Regions from separate parts of the Homo sapiens genome. Here regions 2 and 3 are each linked to region 1. Evidence: chromatin contacts called from ENCODE Hi-C data. All regions are on one chromosome and are shown on one strand. The core of a region is the stretch at or near the end of the contact, and the rest is flanking DNA. Distances in the headings are between cores, read along the strand shown.

What was found. Hi-C counts contacts between places; a loop is a spot of excess contacts on that map. Pooled maps may share reads with other maps.
Region 2: a loop to region 1 is called in a pooled map, with 3 times the contacts of the local background. The contact joins two enhancer-like sites. A Hi-C loop is called at or near these places in 1 of 168 maps with a recorded cell type or tissue (naive thymus-derived CD4-positive, alpha-beta T cell), 2 of 37 single-sample maps with no recorded cell type and 2 of 50 pooled maps.
Region 3: a pooled map shows a loop between it and region 1 (12-fold over the local background). The contact joins two enhancer-like sites. A Hi-C loop is called at or near these places in 1 of 168 maps with a recorded cell type or tissue (naive thymus-derived CD4-positive, alpha-beta T cell), 1 of 37 single-sample maps with no recorded cell type and 7 of 50 pooled maps.

What each region holds. Positions count from the first base shown.
Region 1 is chr15:95,283,417-95,287,710 of GRCh38, forward strand. All of the region lies in intron 3 of LETR1 (lymphatic endothelial transcriptional regulator lncRNA 1), which reads right to left. Among named protein-coding and RNA genes, the nearest start is that of LETR1, 42 kb to the right of the region's middle. Within about 2 kb of position 1,769, at least 4 of the 41 ENCODE cell types and tissues checked have a DNase peak (open chromatin) inside an H3K27ac peak, as active enhancers do.
Region 2 is chr15:96,040,777-96,045,070 of GRCh38, forward strand. All of the region lies in intron 1 of LOC112268156 (a long non-coding RNA gene), which reads left to right. It overlaps LOC105370998 (a long non-coding RNA gene), which reads right to left. Exons shown (of 4, transcript XR_001751688.2): 4 at 1,847-3,294. Among named protein-coding and RNA genes, the nearest start is that of NR2F2-AS1, 280 kb to the right of the region's middle. Within about 2 kb of position 2,020, at least 3 of the 41 ENCODE cell types and tissues checked have a DNase peak (open chromatin) inside an H3K27ac peak, as active enhancers do.
Region 3 is chr15:95,863,738-95,868,031 of GRCh38, forward strand. No RefSeq gene overlaps it. Among named protein-coding and RNA genes, the nearest start is that of LINC00924, 430 kb to the left of the region's middle. RefSeq lists an enhancer at 695-954. Within about 2 kb of position 1,739, at least 2 of the 41 ENCODE cell types and tissues checked have a DNase peak (open chromatin) inside an H3K27ac peak, as active enhancers do.

The sequences.
Region 1 (4,294 bases), core at 519-3,018:
GCCCAGTTCAAAAGGTTATGAGAGAGACCAGCTAGAGCAGAACTGGCCGGAACCTGGAGTTTTGACCAATCACCAGGGGCTGATCTGTAAAAAGTTTGGGCTTCTAAGGAAGTCCAAGAGTAGCTGACTGGTGGATAACTAAGCAACAATGTGAAATAGGGCTCCACGGCTGTCTAGCAACAGACATGGGTAGAGATCCAAGATGGAGGGCATCTGGTAAACACAGTAGATCACATGAATCTCCAGTCTTGAGCCCCAGAAATGGGAGAGCTGGCAGGACTCTAAGAGAACCTGTTGTAGGGTGCCCAGAATAGGGGTACTATACAGGAAAACAAGGCAATGAGTTGTACTTGGGCACATGGGCAGGATGAAACACATTAAACTGGACTAGGAGTTAAAGCCTTGTCCTGTGAAATCAACCTTGAGCCCAGCCTCGAGAAATGAGAGAAGAGTTTGTCCAGGGGCCAAGGGGACTTCACGCTTGGCTGATGAACTCCTGGTCTACAGCTCCCTGAATTCCCCTTACCCAAGGTCAAGATGAGTTCCAGTCATGTCAGGGCTGGACCTGTAGGTTGGGGTTAAGTGGTTCCAGCTTCTATATAGAGGCAGGAAGCCAAAAGGATCATTACCATAAGTATTTTTTTTTTAAATTCACAATTCTACTTTCCTCCCTCAACTACAATTTTGTTATATGGACATGTTCTAAGAGTATGTGCAGAGGATAACGATTAAATAAACTTTTCCAAGTAAAACACAGTTAAAGGCTACTTCACTGTGGCCAAATGACTTTCTGTAAGGCCAAAATTACTTACTGTAGAGAGCAACCAAATGCATTTGATGCTCTTTAATGCTCTAGAATATCTAATATTATGTAGAGCACATAATATACTTTAAGTGAGTGCATATCAATACATACAAGAATATCATAGCTATGAGAGAGGCATATAATTAATATATTTGAAATATCACTACTATCCCCATTCTAGCTCAAAGTGTGAACTGATTTTAAATTTTTTTTAAGCTTCTGCAAAACTTTATTCTTGTTTTCTCTCTTTAAAATTGTAAATCTTAAATATTTAAAAGATATCTTGCTGTCATGTAATATCCGATATTCACACACACACACGCACATAGGTACACAAATACACAAATGGAGACTTCCAATGAGAAAACAACCTTGTAAAAGGAGTTTTACAAGGGAGTGCTGTGTTAACTGACATATTGCTGAGTTAGCAACTAAATAACCAGCTACATACATCCCTTTTGTATCATTGAGTAGCATGCATTCTTAAAGTGATAATGGAACTAAATTTGGAGAGAACAGGCCCTTAAGTTTCAATTTATTTGTTTCACAATCGCAGCCTCAAACTGAAGGGAAAATTACGCTGCAGTTTGATAAATAAAGCACTATACATTCAAAAACAAAATGCAAAATGGAAACTTTTAGAACTTCAAATAATCAAGGATCTTAGATTAATTTCATCAGTGGTTGAGAGTTTTTTGTTGTTGTGAATTTGCTGGAGAATTTAGTATGAAAGCACTCTAACTAGTGTCTGATTATATCAGTGTCTCTATTTCCTTTTAGAACACACATCTGTTGTTGTGGGGGGTTTTTGGAGAGGAGAGTGTGGTTGTGGTTATTATGGAAATACGGCAAAACCAAATATTTTAAAGCAGATGAGAAGAAACCCACAAACAGTTGGCTCACAAATGTTGTAATGCTTTCCACACCCAGGCATAAAGCAAGTGGCAGCGGCAGCAGCAGCAGCGTTCCTGGTGGCCTCTGTTTTATCTGTTTCAAACACTGGGCTGCTCTTGTTAGTTAACTGACTGGAGATTGTTTTCTCCCTTTATCCCCTCTCTCTCTTTTTAATTGTTGTTACTCTGTTTTGCCTGAAAGCTGCAGTATCTCACTGTTCATTATTCCCTGTTCAGTCAAATCCTGTCCAAAATTAACTCATTGTGTGCTGGAGTTCTTCTCAAGCTCTCTTTTCTTACAAGATGCACAAAATAGACCTCACTGTAGCTCTTTCAAGAAGTTTGCATATCATACGGATAACTCTTTGAACTAACTCAATGCTGACTTTACTGGGCTGTGTTTCTTTAATATTTACAACTTCTAACTAGAAATATTTCCAATTATTAATAAGAAATTGTTATAAAATTCTAAAGTTTCAACCATTTTAATCCTTTCTCTCTCTCTCTCTCCCTCCCTGTCTCTTATATAAACCTAGTTCCACAGACCCTGTTTTGACTTTAGTTTCTCTTTTTTATTTTACTTGGAAATTTTTAAAAGAGTCTTCTGAGTCTCCAAACTAAAGCTATAAGACAGAAAAAAAAAAAAAGCCATCAGTCAATACAGCTGGGGAACTAGTTTCTCATATCAGCATCGAATTCCAAGGTATTCAACTTGAACTAAGTGCAGCCATCAGAAAAACCATAGAAATGGGAAAGTTGCTGTTGTAAATTAATGATTATTTGCTGTGTGCGTTAGAGTTGCGGTTTGTACCACATTTTATTGTGATGTTTTATTCTTACTCAGTGCAACAGTAATTGGGTCTTAAACATGATAAAGTATCTTCAAGGCTGCATTGGTAGCTGAGCTGCCTACGGCAGGTTTTTAACTCTAGTTAAAGAAGGTTAATCAAAGCTAATGAATCTGTTTTATCCATTGCCATGAGTTTTTTTTTTTTTTTTAAATGTGCCAGGAGGTGACTGACCTAAAATCCGGATTGTTCAGCTGTGAAGGCAAATACATCTTTAGCATAATGATTTTGCAAGCCTCTTTGATGGCCCTGGGTCCATGGATGGCAGGTACCTGCAAGCTCTGTAGTTTTCTTACCTTTCTACCACTGCTCACTCTTCTGCCATTAAAAAATACGAGCCTTATGAAAATACAGGAGAGGGAATGCAATCCCACACTACAGCCTTCAGTGTGAGAATATCAAGAGACTGTTGCATTCAGAAGTTCAGAATAGCTCTGCTCTTTATAAAAGAATATGAGGAGCCCCCTAATAAGGCCAATTCATTAGAACAAGTGTTTGTTACTAAAACACACCACGCAGGACCACAGGGATCCGAGCCAGACAGCACGGCAATTAAAGTTGCCTCCCTTCCAAACGCAGGCGGCCCACCAACTCTCACCCACGAGTTCTGCTTTGTTTTCCTATTAGAAATGTGATTGAAGAATGCAAGTTCATAATTTGTTCATGCAGCAGAAGACTAGTAACTCTCTGGTTGCAACATCCTTTTATACACTTCAAATCAGAATTAAAAAAAAATTCAGGTTGCTTGTGTGTGTCCTTTCTGAAAGCGCAGGAGGAGCAAAACCTTTTGCTCTGGGAATCTACCTTGCTGCCTAGAAAACATTGCCTAGTTGCATTTGCAAAAACGCTCAGCGAGAGACCATCCTCCAAATATCTAAAATCACAGTAGTGGAGGGTTTTTAATTTTAAGCCCAGCGTTTACAGAAAACACACACACACACACACACACACACACACACACACACACACTCTCAGCCTGCAGTGACACCTTTTCCCTCCCCTTTGGTGCTCTGCGGAGCTTTGGAATGAGATTCATAGCGACTCAGGACTGTTGCTGGCAAGGAAAACCCCCTGCCTACCAGACAGAAAGAGGGGCGGGGAGGGCCATTGTGGCTTTCCCTCCTGCTCTCTTTTTAAGCCCAAATAATATTTGTACTTTGAGGGGAGGGTGCAAAAAAGGGATCAAGATATGAAGCAAGGCAGAACCCAAAAAGCGAGGGGGAGAAAAAAGCTCAAGGAGAGAGACCAGCTCTGGTCCGAGAAAGGGCCTACATCACAGGTTTCAAAAGCATCTTTTTTCAGTTTCACGAGCCACAACCCCCTTGATGAAAACTAGTTGCGAAATTCAGCGCCTGTTAGGCCTCAGCTAATTAGAAAAAATGGGCTTTTTTTCTTTTCCTTTCTTTCTTTAGCACCTTTTCTTTCAAGCATTTAGTCTCAGGAGGGGGATCCAGGCTCTTGGCCGGGCTGTTTTGAAAACACGCCTTTGAATGCGTCTCCCTAATTCACGCCTTTTGTTTTTCAGCTTTTGTGTTTGCCAGTTTGACCATATAACGTTATACATCTGGTGTATAGCTTGTTGGGGGCTTTTTTCTCCCAGGGTTCCTATGCATTCCCTATAGGACCCTCCTGAGCTTCAATTTGAGCGATCGTGTAACATAAAGGGGGTAAAGGAGAGCCTAGGAGGCTGGGGAGTGGGGGGAACGAGGGAGCAGGAGAGGGGAGGAGGCCTGGGGGAGACAGAGAGA
Region 2 (4,294 bases), core at 770-3,269, 760 kb after region 1:
AATATTTATTGGTCCATGCACCTTCAGAATTTTTTCATTGAATATCAAACATTCTAGTAAATGCCTAAAGCTACTCACTCTAATATCAGTTGTATGGTGATTAAGAAGGAGCAAAAAACTGGGGGATCATGGGGACCGAGTGTTAAATTTTAACCTTGCTACTTAGTGAATCTGCCTTAAGACCTGCGGTCTGTTACTTACTCCCATTTGACTTCAATTATGCCTCAACTATTGAACAGAGACAATAGTATCAACTTTCAGCGTTATTACTAGAATTAGAAATAATATAATAAGCACCTATAGTAAGTGGCTGGAACATGTTAGGCACTCAATAAAAAGTAGATGATATTAAATTTCCTGTTCAGAAATAAACGGTATTACATTCCCAGAATTAAACTGCTGTATAAAAACTTATAAATTAATTTGCTAATTCCCATGATATTTAGAAATTGTGTATTGAGTCCCAATGCCTTTAAAGATGGTCCTGTACAAACAGGGGAACAACAGACACTGGGCCTCTCAGAGAGTGGAGGGTGGAAGGAGAAAGAGAATCAGGAAAAATAACTAATGAGTACTACACTTAATGCCGGGGTGACAAAATAACCTGTATGACAAACCCCCATGACACAAATTCACCTATATAACAAACCTGCACATGTGCCCCTGAACTTAAAATAAAAGTTGAAATAAATAAATAAAGATGGTTTTAGTAACAGTATCTTAAGAACACTAGAGAGTCATATTATCCAGGTCTTATCAGGGGACCCAGATGGGATCACCAGGTTGTCAGTACAAGGAGACTAGCATGCAAAGGGAGAGGCAAGATGTTTATAAAGTACCTCTTATTGAGTGTACACCTCAAAAACACCAGGCCAAATGATGTATATGCATTACCTAATTTAATACAACACATCTACAAGGCAAGTACTATGGAGATAGCCACTTTAGAGCTGAGAAAACTGAGATACTGGGTTCTCCAAGGTCTTCATCACAGTCCAACTCTGGAGCACATGCTGCTAGCTCCTGTGACAGGATAAATATAAGGAGCAGAACTACAAATCAAGCCTGTGATATAATAGGTATAATGTCGATTGGGCAGATGGAAGAAGAGATAATGCAGAAATTTCAGCTACATAAGTCAAGAGACAGCCAGGCACTAGCAGGTAGAACCAGGCAGCTCAGGAGCTCACTGCATGGACACTGGCACCTGGCAGGATTGTGCTGTTGGTTTCAGGACCAAGGGCAACTTCTCAAAGGGACCAAGCTGGGCTAGAAAAATGGGCACATTCTAAATGTAATTTACAATCTATGTTTTTGAAACTGAAAAACACTTTCTCAAAAAGAAAACTTTAACACAGATCGTACAAATGACCAATGAGCACATAAAGAGATGCTTAATACCATTAACCATTAGGGAAATGCAAATCAAAACCACAGTGAGATACTTCACACACACTTAGATAACTACCAAAATAATGGACAATAGCAAGTGTTGGAAGGGATGTGGAGAAATTGGAACCCTAGGAAACTGCTAGCAGGAACGTGAAATGGTCCAGCCACCATGGAAAGCAATTTGATGGCTCCTCAATGAGCCCAGTAGAGAATTTCCATATGACCTAGGAACTCCACTCCTGGGTATATTCCCCAAGGAACTGGAAACTGGTGTTCAAATAAAAACATTCACAAAAATGCTCATGTTAGCACTATTCACAGTAGCAAAATAATGAAAACAACTCAGATGTTCATCAACTCATGAAGGAATTTTTTAACATGTGACATATTCATGGAATGGAATACTATTCAACCATAAAAAGGAATGAAATTTTGATACATGCTACAAGGTGAATGAACTTCGATTGAAAACATTTATTGTAAGTAGAAGCAGTGAGACATAGAAGGTTATGTATATGGCATAATTCCATTTATATGAAACATAAAAAGTAGAGTTGGCAAATCCACACAGACAGAAAGCAGATTAGTGGTTGCCACGGGCTGGTGGAAGAGGGAAAATGAAGAGTAACTGCTTAATGGGTTTGGGGTTTCCTTTTGGGGTGGTGAAAATGTTCTCGTGGTGATGGTTGCATCACAACATGGTAAATGCAGTTAGTGTCACGGATGGTAAATTTTATGTTATATGTATTTTACCACAATTTAAAAAACAGAAAAAGAAAACCTTTATGAAAGCTCTATATGGAAAACTGATAAAAGCAGGGTAGCGCTGGTGAAATCTGGCATCGACAGGAACCCTGGAGCCATTCTTCTTCCAGCTTCCCTGGACACACTGTCGTTAGAACAGAGAAAGCCAAGTTTACTTATCTAACCCATAACACGCAGCTCTGAAGAAAAGCAGAACTGAAATTTCTCTGTTGTCACACGGAAGTGCCAGCTACACTTTGAGCCAAATGCTAAGGGAAAGTTTTCAAAAGTTCAAATTTATAGAAGCCACACTAGGAATTTTAATTTGCATGGAAAAACGAGAAACAAGCCTCTTAAAAACAAACAAACAAAGCCTATGGGAATGTTTCCAGTTATTTTTTAAGTCTTTAGTGATAGAAAACATTAGCCAAACTTTCCCCTGTTGACTCTCATGGAAAAAAAAAAATGTCAAAAAAAGGGTCTTACTTTGTAGCATACATGGCCATTTTTCATCAGTTTTGCAAAGCCAGGTTCTACCTTTTCATTTAACTTTGGGGATGTGTCTCTTAACCAAAATCTAACTTTTCAAGGTGCTTCATTCATTGCTTTAAAAGTTCCTTCAGGTGGTGGTGTCATCTTTTTGTCCACTTATTTGTTGGGAAGTCATCTACTGGTGTCCTAAGCCAGGATTCAGCATTACTCTCAGCCTTGCAAATGAATTAACGGGTGACCATCTCGCTATCTCTACACTAGAAACAGACTTGAACATACTCACCTCTTTCAGTCCTAATCTCTTCTTTCCTTCCTCCCAATTCACAGTTGCCTGCAACTGGTTCCGAGTGCCCATGTGTGGGCATCTCCACCGAGGGAGGGAGGCATGGGGTGAGGTCCTTTCTTCCTCTTTAAGGAGTGGATTTTCTCAAGAGCAACGTGGGAAGTTCTACATTAATGTTGAAGCTGAGCTTTCTTGCCACTGTGTGTGTGGCACAGGAAACAGGCTCTCCACATGATGGTAAGAAGCCTTAAACCCAGATTACGGCACCTTTCTCTCTGGAGTGCTCTTTTTGGGTAGAGGGTAAAAGGTCATCCTCTCAGACTGGATAGTTGTTCTCAGCCAATTACATGATCTCCGTGCTTCTACAAAAGGGATCTTTGAAACTGCATCAAAAGATTTTATGCAACTGATTTACAAAAAGCACAATTAAGTAGATGGAAGCATTATTCAAGACCATCTGGTGGAAGAGGTAGCATATTTAAAATTCTAGTATAATTATTAGCGGCAAAAAAGATTGTTTTAAATGACGAGCTATCCATTATCTGTCATACTCTGGTAGACTACATAGCTCCATTTATTCCATCAAGGTCCCAAAATAAAAAGATGTAAACATGGTACCATTGGAATGCTAGAACTCAAGAAATCTACATGTAGAGACGAAGCTCAGGAGAGAAGCTATGGATGGCCTTGAACTCCCAATTACAAATCTTTATTTTCTGTGTTTCACTGGAAGCATTAAAACTGCTTCAATGGAAAAGAAATCAGATTTATATTCTTTTTTCTTTTTCTTTTCTCTGGGCATCATTGAAACCAAGGACGGTGCCTTGCTGGGATTTTTCTTATCCTTGAAGGGCAATTGTCAAGCATAAGTCTCCAGCGTCAGAAGGTGTTGAGTCAGTGTGTTTCTGTGTCAAGGACTGCAGACCCAGTTGCACTTCCAAAATGCCCTCCTTCAGCTTTAACATAGTCAGAGGTGATTTAGGTCAACACTTGTGCCATGATCAGTAAGTTTATCCGCAACTAATACTTGGTTACCCCGAGGTTGTTTAGAGTATTACATACAGTTTTTAACAAATCCCTGCTCTTTTTTCTACATGGAAATAATAATCTTGTTGAGAGAGAAACCTTTTTGACAAACAGAATTGGAAAATTGGAAATAAACGTTCATTTTTGGAAATATATTCACTCTATCACCTTTGTTATCTCATCACATATGAAAACAATCACTTTCTTCTAAAACATGCCCTAGCAACTTTTAAGAAATTCTGAATAATATTAAAGCAATGCATTCCTGTTCTCTAGATTTAGGTCTGGAAGTTAGCAAGTTTATTTTATTTTATTTTAGACGAAGGCTTGCTCTGTCGCCCAGGCTGGAGTGCAATG
Region 3 (4,294 bases), core at 489-2,988, 580 kb after region 1:
TACCATAGGCACAATGCCCACTGCAAGAACTGCAAGTAGTGGCACAGATGCAGTTGGCCACACAGTTGATATGTAAATCACAGTCTTAAGCTTAAGAAAACCATAAATAAAAGCACAAATAATATTCATCAGTGAGAGCCCATGAACAAGAAATCCAGGCTCCCCAGTGCTCAAGTTAAAAGATCACTGTTGGCAGGGCACAGTGGCTCATGCCTGTAATCCCAGCACTTTGGGAGGCCACAGTGGGTGGATCACCTGAGGTCAGGAGTTTGAGACCAGTCTGACCAACGTGGTAAAACCCCATCTCTGCTAAAAATACAAAAAAATTAGCCTGGTGTGGTGGCGGGTGCAGATAATCCCAGCTACTCGGGAGGCTGGGGCAGGAGAATCACTTGAACCCAGGAGGCAGAGGTTGCAGTGAGTGGAGATCGCACCATTGCACTCCAGCCTGGGTGACAAGAGCAAGACTCTATCTCAGGCCAAAAAAAAAAAAAAAAAAGGAAAAAAAATCACTGTCTACTTTTTCCCTAAAAGAGAGAGAAAAAAAAGGGGGATGCACAAGAGGGGGAAGAAAGGAAGAAAAGGAAGGGAAGGAAAGAAAAAGGAAGGGAAGAAAATTAAAAGACCCTCTGGCTAAACATCCCAGGTTCCTACTTCCTAGCAAGGGTTTCTTTGCTAGAGTTTCAAAAGAAAGAGGTAAATGAAGTGTGGGGAGAACACAGAGGTGTCAGATACATTTCCATAAAGCTGTGTGTATTTTCAGAGTATTAAGCTTAATGTGGTGAGTGCAGTGAAACAGAAAAGAATTTCAGACTTTAGAGCTGTTAGTAAACAAAGCTAAACAAAAGATGAAAAAAATTTGCAAATGTGGTGAAGACAGTTGAAAGATGTCACATGTTTCTCTATCTCTAGTGTGGTTTCAAAATAGACTAAGAGGGCCAGGTGCGGTGGCTCATGCTTGTCATCCCAGCACTTTGGCCAGGGTGGATGCATCACTTGACGTCAGGTGTTGGAGACCAGCCTGGCCAACACAGCAAAACCCTGTCTCTACTAAAAACACAAAAATTAGCCAGGTGCAGTGGCGTGTGCCTGTAATCCTAGCTACTTGGGAGGCTGAGGCATGAGAATCACTTGAACCCAGGAGGCAGAGGTTGCAGTGAGCTGAGATCATGCCACTGCACTCCAGCTTGGAAACAGAACAAGAGTCTGTCTCAAAAACTAAAAATAAAATAAAAATTAAAAAAAGAATAGGAGCAGAGAGAGAGAGAGAATCAAATGGATGTTTCCTATAGATTCCAGTTGGATCAGGAATCAGGAAAGCCAATACAATTGAATCCTTCCTTTTAGATTAATAAATCAATATTTGTCCAAACTCTTTGAAACAGATGATGTTTTCCCATTAAATAAGTAGGACAAATTATAAATTATATGAGACAGTAAACATTCAAAAATAAATACAATACTATAATTTAATTTCTTAAGTATATTTTCCACTTAGGTTTAAATCGTGTGTCCTTATGTGTGTGATCTTTCCACCTCTGTCACTACTTTTATTCTAGTCTTTGGAGAGAAAGGAAACATCCCGTATGGATGCAGTCTGGCTTCTGAATCCAGAAGGCTCACATCAAGGATGATGCTGCTATATTGTTGTACCAGCATAAAAGAAGACATCCAGGTGGTGTTGGCAAAATTACGCAAGAGGTTAATTTCCTCTTCCTCCTGGACAGACAGCCAGTCTGCCTCTCTCTTCTTCCCTTGAAGTTGGCTGTGGCCATATGACAGTGATTAGACTAATAGAACTTAAGAAACGTGATGTCAGTCCTAGGCAGACATGGTCAACAGAATTTCAGACTTTGTATCTGTTAGTAAACAGAACTAAACAAAAGGTGAAAAAACTTTGCAAATGTGGTAAAGACAGTTGAAAGATGTCACACGTTTCTATATCCCCAGTGTGGTTTTAAAAAAGAGTAAGAGGGCCAGGCGTGGTGGCTCATGCTTGTCATCCCAGCATTTTGGGAGGCTAAGACGGGTGTATCACTTGAGGTCAGGTGTTCAGATTGTTCAGGAACAATCCTCCATGCCCTTTCTCCTGCAGCAGCCCTGGCACCTGCTGAAGAAGTGAGAGCCACATGCTGGAAAGCACCAGGGCCTCTGACAGACTTCTGGAAGGACACCACCTTGGAGAAAAGTCTACTTCAAACTTATGTGACTGACAAAGAAATCATATTGTATGAAGCCACTGACATGGGGAAGAATTGCTATTTACAATAGCCATGATCACCATAAACAAAGATAGTCACCCCAGCAATTCTCCTTGTCTTTTCCCCCTTTTTTACTACCAGAGGGTTTGGGTCCCTGGTGCACATAAACCTGACGAACTCCAAGCTACTGAGCCTCCTCACTGTTGCCAGGCACACACTCTCATGTCTGATGCCTGCCAGGTAGGCACTGCATGTGGCAAAATCACTTTTCATAGTCCTCACAGCATCCCCATGATTACCATGTTAAGATCAGTGAAATGAGATGAAGAGATACAACAGACTGTGTAGTACAGACCTCTAGGAGACACAATTCACATCTAAACAATGCCTTCTAAATTTGCTCAGTGTACAACCTGCACAACCAAATGTCAATTGCTAGGTAATGTCAAGAGGAAATCTCTTTATCTGCTGTGATATCTTTCCCATCTTCAGTTCCTAGCAATTGTTCTCCGCTTTCTCCTTCCTGAAATCTCTCACTCCTTGGGAAGTTTCTATCCTATTAAGGAGCCTTGTGGCACAACTTTCTTCCCACCATAAAGTCTATTTGCCGCTGGGTTGCTAGGGTCAGCTCTGCCATGCCATCTAAAAGCCTATAATTCACTGAAATGGAGTTTCTCATTTTTTCCATCCATTAAAATTAGTTTCTATTTATCTGAAGCAAAAATTTCAGTAGGGGATTTATTAATAACTCTCATCTAACCTAATAAAGATCTTTCAGATAAAGACTGTGGACCAAGCAGGAGGAAGGCACAACAAAAATTTTAAAAGTAGGCATGTTTCACTTAAATTATCAAAATTTTAAAAGAATGAAAAAATGAGACATGACTTATCTGTGTTAGCTCACTCCAATTTCTGAGGCAATCGACTTCCCCGTTATCTTCTACAGACTTGGCCTCTTACAAAGTTTCTGGAAATTTTCCCATTGGTCACAATTATCCTCAGTGTGTTAGGGCCATGCCTCATTGCAAATTTCTCCTACATGATATGAGGGTTAAGGGGGGAAAGACATCCCCTCCTGTAGGAAAAAACAAAATGTGTCAGCTTGGCATTTTATTTTAGGCATTGCTCAAATAAGAACTGTATATATTCCAACATAAGTTAAAAGGTTCTAGTTTATTTAATTGCTATGATTAGGAAGGTGTAGTTAAACAGAACCACACTAAGAGAGAGTATGCGTCATAAAAGGATCAGAAGGAATCCTATGCTGGGCCTCTGGCTGCTGGGAAGAGTCAGGGAACAGCAGCTCCCATCCAAATTCTCCAGCGCCACGCTCAGTGGCGGGAGATTGGAAAAATGACCGTTTGTCGACAGGCATCTGGAAAATGTATGCTTTGTTGTCAGAGATCACTAGAGATAACTGGATGGATCATCAAGGTTTCCACTAGGTGAAGTGCTCAGTGTTTAATAACAAAGGAAAAGGGAAATGCATGAGAAATATTAAGTGATCCTCTTACTTGGATATGACAAGGCTTTACATCAAGTTCTCGTTTAACTGTGTTAAGCAAGAAAGACACTGAAATATTTCTTTTTCCCTCTTCTTTGTTAACAAACTGACTGAACTGCTAACATTTACTGAACACTTACTAAGTGCCAAATGCTACACTAAGTTCTTGGTAATCATTATTTCATTTAATATCAGTCGATCAAACAATGTTTACTGAGAACTTACTATGGGAGAGGTAGGCAATAATGAAATGCAAAAGGGGAATAAAAGAAAGATGCAGTTCCAGCTCTCCCAAAGCTTGTCAATATAACTGGGGAAATAAGATGTATAAGCACACACATGGGAAGAAGTACACATTAATATATTACTGAGTGACAATGACTGGCAGGAGATGGAGGGAAAAACCTGGATGGATGGTTCTGGCCAGTATATAGAACCTTCCACATATGAGAACTTTGGAAAGAACAAAAGTAATCAGGTGTGAACGCAGTTGGGGAAACAGTGCTCCCCGCAGAAGGCTCAAATAATTATGGAAGGTCTTGAACACAAGTGAAAAAGCCAATGATTATCATTATGCTGCATAAATTCA